3 separate regions of the Mus musculus genome follow, and regions 1 and 2 are each linked to region 3. A link is a contact called in ENCODE Hi-C or POLR2A ChIA-PET data. All regions are on one chromosome and are shown on one strand. The core of a region is the stretch at or near the end of the contact, and the rest is flanking DNA. Distances in the headings are between cores, read along the strand shown. Region 1 holds the start of Evi5l (ecotropic viral integration site 5 like). Region 2 holds the start of Snapc2 (small nuclear RNA activating complex, polypeptide 2). Region 3 holds the start of Prr36 (proline rich 36).

Evidence for each region. Hi-C counts contacts between places; a loop is a spot of excess contacts on that map. ChIA-PET counts read pairs that join two places held with the same protein, here RNA polymerase II (POLR2A).
Region 1: a loop to region 3 is called in a map of T-helper 1 cell, with 2.5 times the contacts of the local background. The contact joins the promoter of Evi5l here to the promoter of Prr36 in region 3. A Hi-C loop is called at or near these places in 3 of 37 maps with a recorded cell type or tissue (T-helper 1 cell, T-helper 2 cell and gastrocnemius). POLR2A ChIA-PET finds 5 or more read pairs at or near these places in 2 of 5 experiments (both embryonic stem cell).
Region 2: a loop to region 3 is called in a map of left cerebral cortex, with 2.1 times the contacts of the local background. The contact joins the promoter of Snapc2 here to the promoter of Prr36 in region 3. A Hi-C loop is called at or near these places in 5 of 37 maps with a recorded cell type or tissue (T-helper 2 cell and left cerebral cortex). POLR2A ChIA-PET finds 5 or more read pairs at or near these places in 3 of 5 experiments (Patski and embryonic stem cell).

Annotation. Positions count from the first base shown.
Region 1 is chr8:4,164,507-4,169,000 of GRCm38, reverse strand. Evi5l (ecotropic viral integration site 5 like) reads right to left here and starts at 2,434. Exons shown (of 20, transcript NM_001346730.2): 1 at 2,238-2,434. All of the region lies in intron 4 of 4932443L11Rik (a long non-coding RNA gene), which reads left to right.
Region 2 is chr8:4,251,544-4,255,585 of GRCm38, reverse strand. Snapc2 (small nuclear RNA activating complex, polypeptide 2) reads right to left here and starts at 2,484. Exons shown (of 5, transcript NM_133968.1): 1 at 2,282-2,484; 2 at 1,185-1,304; 3 at 967-1,035; 4 at 213-594; 5 at 1-105. The coding sequence starts at 2,464.
Region 3 is chr8:4,214,919-4,219,085 of GRCm38, reverse strand. It overlaps Prr36 (proline rich 36), which reads left to right and starts at 1,774. Exons shown (of 7, transcript NM_207203.2): 1 at 1,774-1,997; 2 at 2,107-2,218; 3 at 2,531-2,904; 4 at 3,015-3,117; 5 at 3,808-3,920; 6 at 4,005-4,167. The coding sequence starts at 2,538.

The DNA.
Region 1 (4,494 bases), core at 1,185-3,684, 51 kb after region 3:
TTTGCTAGGTGTGTGTGGGGTCTGTTCTGCTAAACCCCACTGTTCTGCTAAACCTCACTGCTCCCAGGAAACACATTAGGCCACACCCTAATCTAACTGGCTTGACTGCAGCAGAATACTACTATTCTAAGGGCTTTTTCCCCCAACCCCCATTTTCCAGATGGAGAAGTTGAAGTTCTAAGCCAAGATGAGTTTTTTTTTTTTATTCAAATCTGTTCAGAATTTGTTTGTAAATATTCTACAAGGAAACCTAGGCTTTTTATCTGGGTCTTTCCAGGCATAACCAAATGCTTGTTAGGAGCTGGTTTGTTCTGGATTCTCCTTTACACTCCCTAGTTCTACAACTACAGCCAGTTCTGCAATCTCTTCTTTCCTCTCTGTCTTGTGCCGGGGCCAAGCTACCTGTGATCCCTTCCAAACCACCACAGTCAACCGCAGGAATCCAGAGGGAACCCACAGGTGGGACCCTAGGATGGGAGCTGTGGGGCAGAATTGGTAGGGAGAACCAATACAATACAACCATGAAGAGTGAGGGATGTGGGGAGTCTGGCTTAATGACAGATTGGCTGGGAGTGGTGTATATGGGAGTGGGGGTGTCAAGCAGAGGGGGTTGTCAATCAGAGCACTCATCCTTTCACACACACCCCCCCTGTCTTCTTCACATTTTAACCCTTCTGAAAATATTCCTTAAAGAGGTGCTTGCTTTTGGCAGGTCTGACCCAGTCTGAGCAGATCCCACATGCTAGGAGGAAGCTGTTTTATTTTGACCAAACATTGGTGGTGGGTAAAAGAACTCACAGGGCTCTCAGAAACTGGCCTTGATGAGCACCTTAGATGGCAGCACTGTCTATATCATCTGAGGCCAACAGATGCCATAGGCTCAAGGATGCTGGTCCTACCAGTCTGGTCAGACTTTAGGATTGGGGCCAGGAGCCGCTGGAAGATCTCACTCCCCATGGTATGTATAGGGAGGTGCCATTGATTTGGAGATGGGCACTGGTTCCTTTTGGGACACTGGTGTAGGAAAGAATGTCCTTCCTATTAAAAAGGATAAGAAAGAGAGAGGGGGGGGAGAGATTTGTGGTAGGTAGATCTTAGGCCCTGACACGCCCTGGAGTCCCAACTCAAAGAGAATGGGGTGGAAGGGACAGGCTAGGTGCTGGGGACAGAGCTTGCCACCTCACAATCTTCTGTCTTTTGTCTGAGTTAGGAGGTCTGTTGAGGGTACTGGGCTCAAGAAGGTGTATAGAAGTTCTCATGTGTGTGTGTGTGTGTGTGTGTGTGTGTGTGAGAGAGAGAGAGAGAGAGAGAGAGAGAGATGGGGGGGGGAGAGCACTCATGGGCCTGGGTCTGGGTTGGGCCCTTAGGTTCCTGTATATTTAGGGGTATCTAAATGACCCCACTCTGTATCAGAAAGATGGATGGGGAGGGTGTGTCTATGGGGGATGGGATTCAGCACTATCTTTTGGTCTTTTGGGAAGTCCTGAGTGTTCATTTCTTCAGGAAGATGCCATCTAGATGGCTCAAGATCAGCAACAGTGTATAGTCTTCTCAGAAGACTAGAAGTGATGTTTTTTTTGTTTTTGTTTTTATTGGAGCCCTTGAGCAGGAGGGGTGCCAAGTGAGCAGGCTGAGCTGATGTCTCTGGATTCAGTTGGGAATCTTTCCGTTTAAGAGGTGAGGCATGGGTTTCTGTGGAGTCAGAAAGAAAGAGTATAGGGCTCTGATCTTGGTCTCCTTGGAGAGGATGAGGGTGTAGGCCAGACACAGAAGACAGGAAGCCAAGTGGGAGGTTTAGGGGGATGTAAAGGCAAGAGATGTGCAGATGGGAGGGGTCCTGGGACTCGGGGTGGTGGTGGTGGTGGTTGTGGATTGGAAAGGAGACGCTCATGGTGTGTGTGTGTGGGGGGGGGCAGGTCTGCAGACTGGGGGATGGGGAAGCCCTGGACAGATTCTAACAGAGGAGTCTTGGGAAAGATGTACAGAGGTCCTGAGCCTGTGGGGGACGTCGCGAAGAGACACTGGGTCTTAGGAGCCCTGGGAGGGATCCTGAGGGGATCGGGAAGGAGGGTGGGCGGAGGCCGGAGTTCCAGGGTCCGGGACTGGGAATGCCAAGGCTCCCAGCGTGGATTCTGGAGGCGAGGCGACCCCAGGTCACGCTCCTGGTTTGGCTTCCCCGCGGGGCCCCGCAGCACTGACGCCCCCAAGGAGAAGAGGCCCGGTTCGGGCCGCCCTACCTGCGCCGAGAGCGCCTCCATCGCCGCGCCGAGCCTCGCTGTCCCTGCGCTGTGTCGTCCGATGCCCCGACCCACGGTCACGTCTGCTCGAGGGTCCCGCAAACCCCGCGGCCCGGCCCCTTTCAATCAGCCACCCCCGGGGACCGCGGCCGTCGCTGGCTCCGCCACTGCCATTTCACCCGCTGACAGGAGCCGCTGCCCCGCCCCCCGCCCCCCAGCCCAGTCAACCAATTCACCGCCCCCTTAGGCCTTTGGCTCCGCCCACTGTAGAAGAATGACATAAGACCTGACCAATCCATAGCCACCCCGTGAGGCGGACCCTGGCTACGGTTCTCTGAGGAGAGGAGCGAATTGAAATGAGAGAATCTGTGATGGACATCTAATTTTACCTATCAAAATAAGTAATAATATTGATCGACACCTAAACTACTAATAGTGATGGGCGAGAGGTGTGCCTCGGAAGGAAAGCTGAGGCCTTGAGCAACCCTTAGCTGAAAGCACTAAGCCCCGCCCAGAGCTGGAATTCTACCCAATCATGAGAGGTTCTGAGCCGTCCATTACTATCTGCTCTTCAAACCTCGTCCCTGGTAACTGTTGAGATGGGAGGGGTGTGCTGTGAAAGAGATCCTGACTTCTAAGCAGTCAGCGACACTGATGGAAGGCGGGCTCTTGTATTTGACCAATGGAGTCGTGAGACTGGGAATGAGGTTGGCGTCCTGGGCGGTAGGACTTAAGGCCATGGGCTGAATGAAATGGAGGAGTTAATGAGGAGGCGTGTCTCGGTGCAAGGATAGGCGGGACCAGACAAGGGCCGGGCTCCTGGCTTGGGTTTTAGATCGGGCGTATGCAGAAGGCCTCTCTTCAGAGCCAGCATCTCTGTGGTGGCCGGGTGGTTAGGTCAGGTCCTACCCTTGCTGGGTGAATCTGGCATCAAAACGCCGATTGCATCCTTCATTTGCCCCAACCATTATCTCTCCTGGGACGGGGCGGGGCGGGGCGGGGATGGGGTATAGAGCGGCGGAGGGGGTGTCAGGTCTCCTTTGGGTCCAGAGCCGCACACGTGAGAGCTGCTTTAAAGGCTTGAAGAATGAATGAATGAATGGGACCTTGGTTCTTTTGCCGACTCCCCCTTGTCCTCGTTTTTTTCCTCCTCCCCTTTCTCCTTCCACTTTGTTTTTATTTTTTTTTTATTTTAATTTTTGAGACAGAGTCTATTGTAGTCTTAGGATGACCTCAAAATTTTCTGTGTAGCAGAGGGTGACTTTGAACTCCAGATCCTCCCACTTTTCACCTTCCACTCACCACCTTGGCCAGATCCTAGATTCTTTTAATAAGTAAGTGAGGGCAGAGAGCATGTATGACCCATCATTGACAGCTACAAGACTTGAGAAGAGGATGACTCCAGGGTGTGGGTTATGGGCCTTGGACAGGGTGGGGCAAGGAAGGATGTGTCATAGAAGGAAAGCTGAGATCATAGGTTCAGCAGGGGGAGTGGTTCCCCTCTGGAGGAGACTGATGAGTAGTGGAGTACAGCCTGATTCACAAAAGGCTACAAAAAAGTTCAGCATGATGGCTGAAGATCGGGGGGGGGGGGGGGGGACACGAGGGGAAACAGAGGAGTCTATTCAGAATAGGGACTGTCAGGATTTCTAAGGTTTGAGATCTTAACCTTTTGTATAGTCAGGGCTTCTATTTGATACTAACAGTTGACAGTCACATGGATTTTTAAATTTTTAATTTTGTTTTTGTTTTTGTTTTGTTTTGTTTTGTTTTTTGAGACAGGGTTTCTCTGTATAGCCCTGGCTGTCCTGGAACTCACTCTGTAGACCAGGCTGTCCTGGAACTCAGAAATCTGCCTGCCTCTGCCTCCTGAGTGCTGGGATTAAAGGCAAGCGCCACCACGCCCGGCTTAAAATTTATGAGATAGGGTCTCACCACAGCTCAAGCTGGCTTCCAACTCGCAGCGCATTTGACTGGTGTCAAACTCAGAATTTTCCTACCTTAGTTTCCAGAGTGCATGGATGTGTATTATAGTGTTGATCTCATACACTCTCCCTCTTTTATCTATATTGCCCCATTAAAATTTTGAAACTGTTAAGAAAAACTAGACTATTACTAAATACTCAGGTGATTGAAAACCTCATTCCATCCACATTTCTGTATTCCTTTCCCTCATCTAAAAAAAAAAAAGAGAAGAAAAGAAAAGAAAAGGAAAGAAAAGTTCTTCTACAGCCCGTTTGTGTGCTGTGCTATTTAA
Region 2 (4,042 bases), core at 1,235-3,734, 36 kb before region 3:
TCAGTTGAGCATATGTTTTGGTCATATGTTCCAGCAGGGCCGTGCAAGGCAGGTGGGACAGTTCCTCTGGAAGTGCCATGAGCAGGTTAAGGACCACAGCTGACTCTGGTAGAAGGAAAGGAGAAGAATGAGAGGACAGGTTTTAACATCCCCCAGACAACCCCCTCGCAACACAAACACAGTATAGCCCTCTCCTCCCTAGTAGCTCTTACCAGCTGCTGAGAGCTCAGGGCCATGGCCACCTCTGGAGGAGAAGGAAAGGTATTTGTAGATCTTCTCAAAGTCCACAGCAAGGTCTCTCTCTGTGGAGGATCCAGCCAGGGACTTGGTTGGGGCATCAGGGTCAGGGACAGTGACCTCTGAGGCAAGGCCAGAGGTCTCAGGGTTGGCTCCAGAGGCCTTAGGGTCAGAGACAGAAGCCTCACGAGTAGGGTCAGCAGCAGTCATGGGGACAGGCCCAGAACCTTCAGATGCAGGATCCTTCTGCCCATCTTGGTTGCTCAAGAACACCAGTGCCTTTCCACGGGCCTTTGTGGGCTTGCCTGGCCTGGAGTGCAGGAGGCTGAGGGGTTCTGCAGCAGCAATGGTGAGCACCTAATGGGGAAGAGCCGTCAGGGCAGGACGGGAGGAAGTCTTTCATCTTCCACTGCTAGACCTAGAATGGACCCTCTGCCTCTGCACGCTCTGAAGGTGATCCACACAAGAGATGGCCATAGACACTATGGCTCAAGTGTCAGTGCCTGGCTGGAGTTACTGACTTTGTACCAGATCTACATTTCTTTCTTTTCTTTTTGGGTAGTGTTAGGAGGGGCCTGGCAATTCTCTACTCCTTCAAATTTGGAGATTATATACAATACCACTGCCTGACTAAACCCAGTGGCTCTCTACCCCTGGGTTATTGATGTATAGGGCATCCTGGTACCCTATTAATAAACACCCTTGGACTTGCCAAGGGAATGGGCTTACCTGGGAGAAAGCTGCAGTCAGGGCTTCCTCCATTGGGCCTGTTAGTTTCTCAGCAAGATCCATCCATACCTGGGTGAAGCCAGTTGGTACATGGTCAGTCTAGGGACAAGCCCCCAGGGGTCCCAAGTTTTGCTCTTTCTTGTATTCCTCTGACCAGGTTATCCTCCCTCCCTAAGAAGCCAGCCTTGGCCATCCCCCACCTTGCCCTCCTGCCTCACCTCTACCGGGGCTGGGAGCGGTGTTCCTTGATGCCTTGGCCCCTCTCTGCCACCTGGCTGCATCTTCTGAATGGCCTCTCGAACCACCCGGCCCTTGAGCTGCTGGATAAAGCGACAGATCTGGGGAGGAAGACAGGCTGTGAGCTCAGAAACAGAGGCAAGACCAAAGTCTACCACCTTGCTGTTCTCAGGCCCTGCTACTGCTCCCTCTCCTGGACTAGTCCAGCGTTGTGCATTCCCAGAACTGCTGGGACTTGAGCCAAGGCCCCAGTGTGTGACCAAGCTACCTAATGAAGATGTAAAAGCTAGGCCTATTCTTGTTCCTTCCTGGAGCCATTGTTTGCTCTTATAATGAGAACTAATCTGTTCACTTCCACTCCACTCCATTTTGTAGATTCTCACTTTGGTTGTACTCAAATTAACTTTTTTTGTTGTTATTGCTGATATTTTTTTTTAAGACAGCATTTGCTGTCCTGGAACTATGTAGGTTGGGCTGGCCTTGAACTCAAAGAGGTCCACCAATGAAAGGATCCCAGGTGCTAGGATTAGAGGTGTATGTCACACACCGGGCTACCAACTCTGCCTTAATCCACGCCCCACCCTCTCTTCCACTCACCTCCACTCCCCTACGCTTAGCACGCCGACGTTTCCCGCCCACACTCTACAGCCTCACAACTCTCCACAGCCTTACCCACAGACTCACTCCACCCAGTCGTAACGCCCCACTCCCAGGCTTTCCCACTCACATACCACCTCTTCATGCTCCACTTGCCATATTCACTCACAGACCCGCAGTCGGGCAGCACGCCATCGCAGCCCCGCCCCCGAACTCCTCCCACCCACTGCGCCGCAGCTTTACCAGAGTTTAGCCTCACTCTAAACCTCACTGTCACCCGCCCCTGATCAGTCAGTATTCCTTGGTCACCTCCATGACCCCCTCCTCAAATTCCACCCACACCCCCGCCCTGAACTCCATCTTGCACGCAAATCCCGCGCGCCGCTGAGATCCGCGACGGTCCACCCACCCGGCCAGCTCCACCTTAGCACGGCCGTCCCGCTCCCCGGCCCCGGCCCCGCCCCCAGCACCAGGGCTTCACCTCGGCCTCGCTGCGGCCTCGCAGCTCCTGGGCCAGCTCCGCGGCGTCTGGCTCCGGCTGGCCCCGCCGAGCCTGAAGTAGTCTCAGTAGATGCCGCATCTCGCGGGGGCTCCAAGCGGTGGGGCCCGTAGCTTCACCTACGTAGCGTGCTGGGACCCTCCGCCGTCTCTGCGGTGGCTTCATAGCGGGACACTGCGGGGCTCTTTCCCTAGTGGGCGGGGCTACGGAGGCTGAGGCGGTCTGCAAGAGCACTTCGCGGAAGTTAGCAGACCGGGGGCGTGGCTCGCGTTTGTCTGCTGCCGGGTGTTGCTACAGAGACTGAGGCGGGCAGAGGGATTAGTGTTTTATCTGCGTTTTATGTCACTCGTGAGCTGCAGCAAAAAACTTTAGACCCTATATTTCCGAACTACGTCATGAAGTCCATACTGTGTGCTTTGCTTTTCATAGAGAAGTGGGCAGATGCCCTCAAAAACGTGGGCTTGCCATTTGTGAGGCAGTGTCGCTCTATGTCATCTTGGCTGGCCTGGATCTCGATATGTAGACCAAGCTGGCCTCAAACTCACAAACTCGTCCTCCTGAATGCTCCGTTTAAAGGCACGCTCCTCCACACTTCTTCACCAACCAATCTTCCTTCACCAACCTTTAATGCTCATTTCTAACACAGACATGGTGGCTCACAACCAACTGCAGTGTACACCCATATGGTTTACATACACATACATAAGGGCAAAAGGCATAAATCGAAACAGATCAACCCAAGCTTGCCACTATTCCCAGCATTTGGGAGGCTGAGACAGGAAGGCCGCTGAGTTTACAGGCTAGCCTGGGCTCCAATGAAAACCTGCCTTGCAAGAAAAATAAGTCTGGGTTATGGGGGCAGACAGCCCTAGACACTTCTGAGGGGATATAGTATTGCCAAGCCTGTTTCCTCGTTGGTGGATTAAACCCGGAAGTTCCTTTATTGCTGTATTAGTCAGGGTTCTCTAGAGTCACAGAATGTCTCTCTATTGAGGGAATTTATTGTGATGACTTACAGTCTGCAGCCTGACTAACCCAACAATGGGCAGCTGTGAATGGAAGTCCAAGAATCTAGAAGTGACTCAGTCCCCACGAGGCTAGTTGTTTCAGCTAGTCTTCTGTAGAAGTAGGCTCCAACAGATGTGCTGGCAATTAAGTGCAAGCAGGTGAAGAAGAGTGAGTCTTCCTTCCTCCAATGTCCTTATGTAGGTCTCCAGCAGAAGGTGTGGCCCAGATTAAAGGTGTGTACCACCAAGCCTGGATCTGGGACCTGCTTTGTCCCCAGCTGACCTTGAACTCAGAGATCCCCTTGCCTTCGTCTCCTGGGATTAAAGGTGTGTACTACCTTACGTGGGCCTTTGCTTTTCATGGCCACTATGCCTCAAGATCTCCATGCTAAAATCCAGGTCAGAAACTTGTGTCTTCCAGCCTCAAGATCTGGATCACAGGTGAGCCCTTTAATTCTGGATTGTAGTTCATTCCAGATATAGTCAAGTTGGCAACCAGGAATAGCCATTACATTTGCTTAACACAAGGATGAGACTCGAGTTTGAGGAGGTTGGTTGAGGGACATGGAAGTAAAGAACAAAGAAGGTCCAACTTGGGAGAGAACGAAGGAGGGAGGAAAGGAAGACTCTATTTAAACGTAAGCCGGCTGGGTTGTGTGTGCTTTTCTGTTTCAGGCAAATGGCCCATGTCTCTCCCTGGCTGTATGTGTTCATGGGGGTTGGAGTCCCACCCCTC
Region 3 (4,167 bases), core at 525-3,024:
CATTTTGTTTTGTTTTGTTTTGTTTTGTTTTGTTTTGTTTTGTTTTGTTTTTTAAGACAGGACCTTACTATATAGTTCTGACTGTCCTGGAATTCACTGTGTAGATCAGGCTGGACTCAAACTCACAGAGATCTGCCTACCTCTGCCTCCTGAATGCTAAGATTAAAGGTGTGTAGCCACTACTCCGGCTGTTGTTCTTTGTTTTGTTTTGGTTTTTTGTTTGTTTTGCTTTTTGTTTTGTTTTGTTTTGTTTTTGAGACAGGCCCAGGCTGGTCTCCAATTATCTCTCAGCCAAAGATGATGTTGAAATTGATTTTCAATTGGTCTCCACCCACCAAGTGCTGGAATGATAGCTGCACACCACCATTCCAGGTTTATGTGTTGCTGAGGATAGAGACCAGGACTTTTTGTATGCCACAGAAATACTCTGCCAACTGAGCTACATGGCCAGCCCTGAAAATGCTCTTAATTCTAGGTCCAGCAGACCTCATTCCAGCTGCTTGCTAGCCCTCCTTCTGAAACTTTTGAAGATGTTCCTGGACTCATTTCTTTTATCTAGTTAGCACTGTGATGAGTCAATAAACCTTAAGTAGCCCAGGCGGACCCGGAACTCAGGAGCCTTCTGCCTGTATCTCTAGAGTATTGGCTGTACAGCCCAAAATGCCAACTCAATGAGCCCATATACTTCAGAGATCCCTTACAGACCAGGGTCTTGGTTTAACATCCTCTATGGGTAAGATGCCTTATAAGGCACACCTGCCCCACTGGATCCATGAGCTGGCAAACTAAACTAAAGTGACAGCTTTTAGTTGTTCAACTGGGTTGAGATACTCAGAGTGCTCTCAGTTTCTTCATACACATTTTAGAGAGTTCTCTTTCCCTCTGTAATCGTGTTTTTTGATACTCCACAAATTCAGCTCTGCCAGGAAGTTTCTGAGGACTTGACTGCCTGTGGGCCAGCAAAGTTGAGATGCTCTGCCCCACAGAAGGCAGAGCCACCATCGTGTTTCCTATTTCTCTCCCTTTCTTTCATCCCGCTATTCTTCCTCTCTCCTCTCAACTCTGGGATCTGCTGTGCATCCTCTAAGTCCAAGAGTTTGGGGCCTGGTGAGATAGCTCAGTGGGTAAAGACACTTACGGCCAAGTCTGATCACCTGGATTCTATCTCCAGGACCCACTGGTTGTAGGAGTGAACTGAGCCCTACAAGTTGTTCTTTGACTTTTACCAGTATGCAGTGACATGTGCACAAGGACACACACACACACACACACACACACACACACACACACACACACCAAATAAAATGTAATACAAAGTAACTCCCAGGGTTCTCATTCTCCCACCAACCGTATCAGGTAAGGGCTGTGAGAAAAGTCAAAGTTACAAAATAGGTGACCTGGCACAGGTGTCGCAGGACTATCTAGCCTCCATAGTCATCAAGTGCAGGAAAAGAGGACCAGGGCACACAAAATGGCTGGATTGGTTGGTGGGCCAGAGGCACAATGATCCCGCCCTACTGGTTGCCAAGGCCCAGCCTATCCCTTGTCTAGGAGAGTGTCTGTCTCCAAGTGCTAGAGAAGGGGGGTGTCGGAGCAGGTGCAAGAGCTTGAGTAGAGGACTGTGAGGGTCTTCAAGGATTCCCCCACTGAGCCTCTCGAGTTCTGTGGTTGCTAGACACGACCATTGAAATCGGCCTCTTCTGGGGTATTACAGGGAGGCAGCACCCGCACCTCCCTCGGAGGCGCGCCTCTTTTCTTAGCCCTCTCGGCACGCTCTCGGCTCTGGACCGAGAGCGAGTGCGCGCATCCTCTACTCTCCCCACCCGAAGCTGGGGGGCGGGGCCGTGGCCAAGCTCCCTAGGCTCTGTCGCTTGAAGCCCCCTCCCCTTGCCTTTTCGCTGCTCCCCGCTACTGCTCTCCGGCCCAGCCCCACCCCAAGCGACCCTGTGTGGAGCGGCTGGTGCCCAGAGGCGGAGGTGAACGCGTGCTGTGAGCAGGTGGATCGGGCGGATCGTTGGCATAGGGGACCAGACTGGGGGAGGGGTCAGCTCTTTGTCTCCCAGAGCCCGTTCGCGGGCAACAAGGCCACTCTTTTTCTCTGTGCAGGTGCCTGTGGAACCTGAGGAAGGACGCTGGCGAAGCCCCATCGGCGTGCACACTGAGGCCCCTGAATCTGGAAGCCGGAGGCATTTCCCTGTTTGCCGGATTGGTCATTTAGGTTTTCAAGAGGCGAGGGGGTAGGGGAGTGGATGTTGTTCTTGTAATAGGGCAGAGGCGGGGTCGGGGGTCGGAGGGTGGGGACTGAACAGGGCGTCTTAGCCTTGGGGATGGAGGTAGCCGTAGGACTTGAAAGCGGCCAGGTTGGTGAGCGGGTGTGGGTGCTTAGAAGAAAAACAAATCGAGGCTCTTTAGGCTGAGGTTTAGGCACCCATGGGTGGCGATGCTAGAAGGAAGCACAGGGAGGCTTCAGGATGGTTTGTAGTGATTGGTTCAGGACCTGGGATACCAAGCCTCCTGTCTTCCTCATTAGGTGCGGTATGGACAAGAGGGATAGCGTCAAATCAGGAACTGCCCCGCGAATGCCGTCTTCACGACCCCCTGGCCTTCTGACCCCTAGGCCTCCTTCTGGGTCCGCTCGACCTCCTCCCCCTGTGACCACTGCTGCCCTTCGAGTCTTGGAAGCAAACGGAGCTATGGGGCGAAGGTCCCTGGTGGAGCGAGCCCCAGGCGTCTGCAAAGCCGCTCTTCCACAGACCAGCAAAGCCGCTCTTCCACAGACCAGCAAAGCCGCTCTTCCACAGACCAGCAAAGCAGCTCTTCCACAGACCAGCAAAGCAGCTCTTCCACAGACCACTATTCACGGGGCACCAGCGCGCAGTGCTGGGGCAGGTCCTCGTAGCCCAGGTACTCAGCTTTATTTGTGACCTCCATCTGCACTCTGCTTACCTTCTCTCTTCCTTCTTAGATACTCCTCTTTTTCAGAAGTACCACTGATTTTTGTCTTCTCCCTGAAGCCAACAGGCCCCCAGCTTCTGGGAAAGGAGAGAGGGCCCCTATGAAGACCCCTGGCCAGGGCTCTATTTCTAGCCCCGGGCGTGCCAGCAGTGGGATTGCCAGGTAATAAGTTAATTCCCCCAACTCCCTAATTCCCCAAGCAAGGGTTAGCAATTTGGAACCTTTTGATCTTAGACATGAATGGGCTGGAAAGGTAGCTTGGTGTGCTAAAGTGCTTGCTGCACAAATATGAGGTCCTGAGTTTGAAACTTCAGCACCTATGTAAAAGCTGATCTTGATGTATCACTGTAACCTCAGCTCTGGGTGGGAAGAAAAGAGGTGTGTTTCTGGTGCTCAGCAGAGGAAGTGTCAAACATCAGTTTCTGTGAGAGATCCTGTCCCCCAAAAAATAGCCAAGTGTAGTAGCACTTGCTGTTAATCCCAGCTCTTAGAAGCCAGAGGCATGTGGATCTCTGTAAGTTCAAGGCCAGCCTACACAGTCCACATAGTAATAATAAGCAAAACAGAAAATAAAACAAGGCAGAAAAATGGGTCCAGCTAAATGTTGGTGTTTATCTCTGGCCTCCACATGCACAGGCAATGGGGGGCGATGGGTGAGTACAACTGTATACACATGTGCACACACATACACAAAAATATTACATATGAGATAGCTCAGGAACACTTGCAGATAATGGACACAAATTGGGCAAAAGCCATTATTGGTTGGGTCACAGAAAGTCAAGCAACTCTATTTCACAGATGGGAAAATGTGAAATTGGGAATGCTAACAACTGGTCTTCCTGTGCCCAGACCAGGCCCTGTTGTCCAGAAGAGACTCCAACCTCCGACTAAGGAACCCTCGGCCAGAGGTAAAACACCAGAGACGCCCAAAAGGAATACTCTGAACTCTGGAACACGAAGAGGTATGTGATCTGGAGACAAGTAGGTTTCTATCAGTCTTTGAAGGCAACCAGCCCCGAGATGCTTATGTTTCTTTTGGACTTTAGTTTTGTCTGCAGATTCTTTAGGGCCCACCTCAGGAGCCCCCTCCCCTGCCATCACCCGTCGGTCCAGGGCTCCAGCTACAGAGGTGGGACTTCCTCAACCAGCTCCCAGTGCCAGACAGCGTCCTCTGACCACCGAGGCAGCCAGGAAACCTGGGAGCAGTGC